Linked DNA regions of Mus musculus: region 2 is linked to region 1. The links are chromatin loops, found by intact Hi-C in ENCODE. Cell type or tissue: gastrocnemius. All regions are shown on one strand. Links, peaks and the distances in the headings refer to the core of each region. The heading gives the core; the rest is flanking DNA.

Region 1 (2,811 bases), core at 100-2,599:
TAACTAAAAATGGTTCTGGACTATCTGTTCCAGGAAACAGCAACCGTGCCTCTGTTTCAGAAGGTTATTATGACCATCTGCTGTGACGCCTACCTTGTTATGACCCCCTTATTATGACCAACTTGAAATCATGCTTTTGTTTTAGGAGTATGTTATGGCCAACTTGTTATGCTTCTATTCTGCTTCTGTAACCCTGCCAATTTTGCCTGCCAAATCCCCTATTTGGAAATCCCCTACCCCTCAGAGCTAAAAACATCTTACCTTCCTCACATACAGTGTTGATCTCTTGAGCCCTGCCTTAAGAGGGAGACAGCCCAGCTTATGTACATAAATAAGAATCATAATTATAATAATAAAAGCTTGCTTTAATTGTTTGTTTTAAATAATCTGGCCATGATGATTTGAGTCGGTGGTCTTTCTCTTTGAATCGTTGAAAAGAACATGGCCTGCCTCAGTTTCCTTGTCTTTAAAATGACAATTTCACTGGAATCATCCTCATGAGGTTGTTTAGAGAATTACATGAATTATTAATATACAAACGCACATGTGACAGTAGTTAGCACATTGGCCAGAGTCGTAGGGATTTTATTGCTACGATGAAACATCATAACGAAAGAGCAAGTTGAGGAAGATTGGCTTACACGTCCATGTTGCTGTTCATCACTGAGGGACGTCAATGCAGGAACCCAATCAGGACAGGAACCTAAGACAGGAGCTGATGCAAAGGCCATGGGGAGATGCTGCTTACTGGATTGCTTCCCATGACTTATCCAGCCCCCTTTCTTACAAAACGCAGAAGCATCACTGCAGGGATGGCACCGTCTACCATGAGCTGGCCCCTCCCCCACTGATAAATAATTGAGAAAACGCCTTACAGCTGGATCTCATGATGACATTTTCTCAACTGAGGCTCCATCCTCTCTCAGGACTCTTGCTTGGGGCAAGTTGACACATAAAACTAGCCAGTATATCCAGAATCTACATAGGGCTCAGAAGCAGTCTCAAAGGCACAGCTTGCCCTGTGTCCAGAACTTTCTACTGTATGTAAAGCCTTCTGAGTTTGAAAATTGTTTAAAATGAGGCCACCTGAGTTGCTCTGTGCCTTGGAGAGGTGGAACCCCAAAACAGAACAGGCAGCAGGTGTCTTGTTCACTCAGCTCCAATGGCATGATTCCTTGGCTTCCTCTATAGGCTGCAATCCCACAGGCCTGAAACCCTACGGAAAAGAAGGGAGAGGCAGAGGAACTCTGGAGCCCTGTGCTGGTCTGAAACTGCACAGGCCTTGGAACACAGGCTCTGATGCACTCCCAGCCAGGCCAAAGGACAAAGCAAGGAAACCAGTTATCAGAACACCCAGCTGGCTCTCACTGGATGACTTCCTGCTTCTTGAGTTGAAAAGGCTGATGGTGTTCCTAGAGACAAGCAAGAGCCAGTTGTCACAGGAGAAGCAGCATGGCAGTGTGATTCAAGCTGTGACCTTTCAGAGACTCCAACTGTGTCTGGGTTTTCCATTTGCAAGCCCATAGCTAGAAACTCTACCTCCTCAGCAGAAAGTGTCCTCTTCCCAGCAGTTCTCCACTCCGGCCAGCAGATGGTGCAGTTTCCCCTGCGTTCCAGACAGTGTCTTGCTTTAAATCTGAAAGACAAATTGCCTATTTTGCTGGTAATATAAAAAGTAGAGGTCAAAATATCTTAGAGACGACAAGTTGAAAGATCTTTAAAACCTTTGCTTTTGTAGACACTAGATGAAATATGTGTTGTGATTTACAAAACTTTTATCTTATTATCTCAGCCCTCCCCCCAAAAAAGAAAAAGATCAAAATTGATTTTAACTTCCTTTTGGAAAAGGGCTTCAGCTGAGTCCTCCCTCTGTGTTTGACTGGCAGACTTTAAATTGAATTATTCGACTCTCTACTGTTGTATTGTATTACTAGTGTTTTAATGATATTGATAATGAGAAACAATAGAGTTTTACAGGCACTATCATGCTTTAGCCCCACAACACAAACTAGATGCCAGAATACACACTGATTGTATAGCCAAACCCTGAGGCTAAATCAGCACGCACATGCTTAGTGTGTCAGGGCAAGAGCTACTAAGAGTTAGTTTAATGAAAAGGTCGTTATCTTAAGTAAAAGCATGGTTGCCATCCCATTTAACTGTTAATTCTGCTATTTTCCCATGCCCTGGTTAGCTAAACTTAACACAAGACAGATTGTACACTAAATTACCAACAATGGCAGCTACAACGCTGGCAGCACTTACTCTGCATTGGGTGCTATGATGAAAGAAGCTTTAAAATCCCACAACAGGGCGCCATGGGGATGGCTCTGTAGTCAAAGCCCTTGCTCTGCAAGTGTGAAGATGCAGGTTCAGATCCCCAGAACCTATGCAGATGCCAGTTGAGTATGGCAATCTGCCTGGAAGGCAGGGTTTCCCAGCACAAGCTGGCTAAGGAGACCAACCATATAGGAAAGCTCTGGGTCTGACTGAGAGATGCTGCCTCAAGGTATGGTAGAGAGTATCTACCTCAGTCCTCAGGCCAACCCCCACCACACACACACACACACACACACACACACACACACACACACACACACACAAATGGAAAACCAGATTTGGTTACTTAAAATCCACAGCAGTGTTGGTGGGTAGGAACTGCCTAACAGTCATGTCACTGGTAAGAGAAATGAGGCCCAGTGAGGCTTAGTAATGTCACTTGCTAATTCCAGCACTCATATCTGCCACTTTCCTATTAGTGGCCTCCTGTCTTTCCTGTCATGGTTGCCTGACTGAATTTGCCTCTGTGTA
Region 2 (2,811 bases), core at 290-2,789, 57 kb after region 1:
GTCTGTGCATAGCCCAATTCCCCACACTCTAGCTCTCAAACTATGCCTTCAAACTGCCAGAGTGCTTAATTTTAGAGTGTTTGAAGAAGTTGTATGCTCTCCTTCAGCTTCTTTATCCAAGACAGAAAGCAGAGAAAGTGCCCAGGCAGAGGAACATACACCTCGGTCTACTTCCTGGTATGTCTAACCCCTCTATTTGCCTTGTAGAACCCTTACTTCAGGCCCATTCAGGGCCCATGCCAGGCTTTTTCTTACATGGTCTCAGCTGCTTCTCCCAAAAGTCTCATGAGATAGCCTTTGTATTTTTGTTTATCCTTTTAACAGATGAAGACTTTGATGCCTGACGTGATAAGGGTGTACTGGCTGGTTTTATGGGTCAACTTGACAGAAGTTAGAGTCATCAGAGAGGAAGACTCAGTTGAGAAGATGCCTCCATGAGTTCCAACTGTAAGGCATTTTCTCAATTAGTGAACAACGGGGGAGTGTCCATCCCATGGTAGGTGGTGCCGTTCTTGGGCTTTGGTTCCAGGTTCTATAAGAAAGTGGGTGGACAGTACCCCGGAGCTCTTGACTCTAGCTGCATATGTATCAAAAGATGGCCTAGTCGGCCATCACTGGAAAGAGAGGCCCATTGGACACGCAAACTTTATATGCCCCAGTACAGGGGAACGCCAGGGCCAAAAAGGGGGAGTGGGTGGGTAGGGGAGTGGGGGTGGGTGGGTATGGGGGACTTTTGGTATAGCATTGGAAATGTAAATGAGCTAAATACCTAATAAAAAATGGAAAAAAAAAAAAGAAAGTGGGTGGAGTAAGCCCTTTGAAACAAGCTAGCAAGCAGCAGTCCTCCGTGGCCTCTCCATCAGCTTTTCTCCATCAGCTCCTCCTTCCAGGGTCCTCTCCTGCTTGAGTTCTGACCTGCCTCCCTACAGGGCTGTGGAACTCTAATCTGAAAACACCCTTCCCTCCCCAACTTGCCTTTTGGTCATGGTGTTTTGTGGAGCAATAGAAACACCCTAAGGAAGACAAAGGATACCATTTTATTTTGTGTATCTGTTGAAAATGTAGTGAAAAAATACTAAAACTTTTACAGTATTTTAGGTAATTTTCTATTTCATTCTGTCCAATATCTGTCATCTATTTTGGGGAACTAGTTACCATGCCACTCAGTAATATTTAAACAAAACACTAAGTACCATGGGCTCAGGGCCTTACTGTGGCTTTGATGAGGGTTCTTGAATCATAATTGACATCTTAACAAACACAAACTATTCTCTCCTATTTTCAAAACCTGAAGCTGAGATGAAGATACATAATTTGGCCAAGGAAAACACAGCTAGCTGATGGCAGAGGAGGGCTGCTGGTCCAGTCACTTGCTTTACATTGAAGAACTTTTCCACAATAAATCTGTAGGTACCTTTAAGGTAAAGAAAAAAATAGTAGGAAGGAGAATCATTCAGAGATGAATGAGCATCCTGAATCCTACTGGGCTGGAGTACATAGGGAATGCAGCAGAGAAGCACTGGCGGCCTGCCCAGTCTCCAGTCACTGGAGAAGAGTCGAGAGGGTGGGGAATGTCTGATTGAGAGTTACATCACATGTGCTGTGGCTGGCATATGAACTGATCAAATCCTGGTGGCTTTTAGGAGGTCGTGGGCTGGTTGCCTCACCATGTAGAGCTGAGCTCTGTTTTATGTCTGCCTCTGCCAGGTCAAGTGACTTCATAAAAGGGCAATTTAAACACCCTGAGCACCAGAGGAAATCTCTGTTTTCTTCCTCATTAGCCTACAGTTTCCTGCTATAATCATTTGCTGGTAATGAAAAATCAAAATTCTAAGCAGTGTATACTAAAACTTTTCTTGGGAAGGAATCAGAGGTCATGGTGAACTGAGAAATACTGAAATATGATAACTGGGAGTGGGTGCAGAGCCCTTGACATTTCTTTAGAAATTTAAGTTGAAGAGAAACCTTAAGAGTGGCATTTAAATTTTTGGTCTGCTTCCATTTCCCTCCAAACTGGTAATTTATTGCCCTTCCATCTGGGTACACATCTCGAAGTCACATTAGGAAAGCCAAGTCTCCAAGGGGAAGCCTGAATCCACAAACAGATGTATTGACCAGAAATGTAAGGGCAAACTAATTCAATTACTTTCAGTGGAGTTTAAAATATAATCCGCACCCAAGCATGTGGGTGCTTCTCACAAAAGGAAAGAGCTTTAAAAACATTGATTATGTTAGCCCGCCAAAGGGCAAGCCAAAAGGTGGCCTTGAATGCCTGGGGGTTTTTGGAGGGCCAGAAATGTTTCTGTCAGCACAGGAGCCAGCGCTATGGAATGATGGAAGAAATGAAAAATCAACCTGAAAGTTAAACACTTTGCTTCAGACAAGCCAGTACAGTGTTAAAATGCTGAATTGCTTTTTAAAAAGGTTTATCTTATCCATGGTGTGTGTGTGTGTGTGTGTGTGTGTGTGTGTGTGTGTGTGGAATCAGAGGACCTCTCCTCACCCAGCCCCCACTCAGTTTTCATAGAGCATCTGTTGGAGAAAATAAAATTTATTTATTTATTTATTTATTCTTGGAAAACAATTTGATCTCTTTTATCTGAAAGTTTTTGCCAATGTTTTCATCAGTTCTCTCAAAGATAGCTGCGATTCCGCTTTGACTTTGAACAAAGAATAAATTGGGTTTCTCTGCAGTGAAAAATAGGAGGCTTGCTAAAAGCACTAACTTCAAAATGGTCCTTACTGTATGATTTGAGAGAGAATATTGGGGGAAAAAGTGCCCAGTGTTGCCTGCACTGAGAAGCCCACTTT

Evidence for each region. Hi-C counts contacts between places; a loop is a spot of excess contacts. Peaks named below come from ENCODE experiments on the same cell type or tissue, not always from the same donor. Only the 100,000 strongest peaks of a DNase experiment are listed, where the experiment ranks them.
Region 2: a loop joins it to region 1, with 7 times the contacts of the local background. A loop is called at or near these places in 2 of 42 quality-filtered maps.

What each region holds. Positions count from the first base shown.
Region 1 is chr14:9,392,070-9,394,880 of GRCm38, forward strand. No RefSeq gene overlaps it. Among named protein-coding and RNA genes, the nearest start is that of Gm41097, 55 kb to the right of the region's middle. In gastrocnemius, for the core only: a CTCF peak has its summit at 1,588 (motif pointing right); DNase peaks (open chromatin) are centred at 1,578 and 2,394; H3K27ac peaks cover 489 bases.
Region 2 is chr14:9,448,542-9,451,352 of GRCm38, forward strand. It overlaps Gm41097 (a long non-coding RNA gene), which reads left to right. Exons shown (of 3, transcript XR_874221.3): 1 at 1-177. Among named protein-coding and RNA genes, the nearest start is that of Gm41097, 1.4 kb to the left of the region's middle. In gastrocnemius, for the core only: no CTCF peak of the experiment used is centred there; a DNase peak (open chromatin) is centred at 1,533.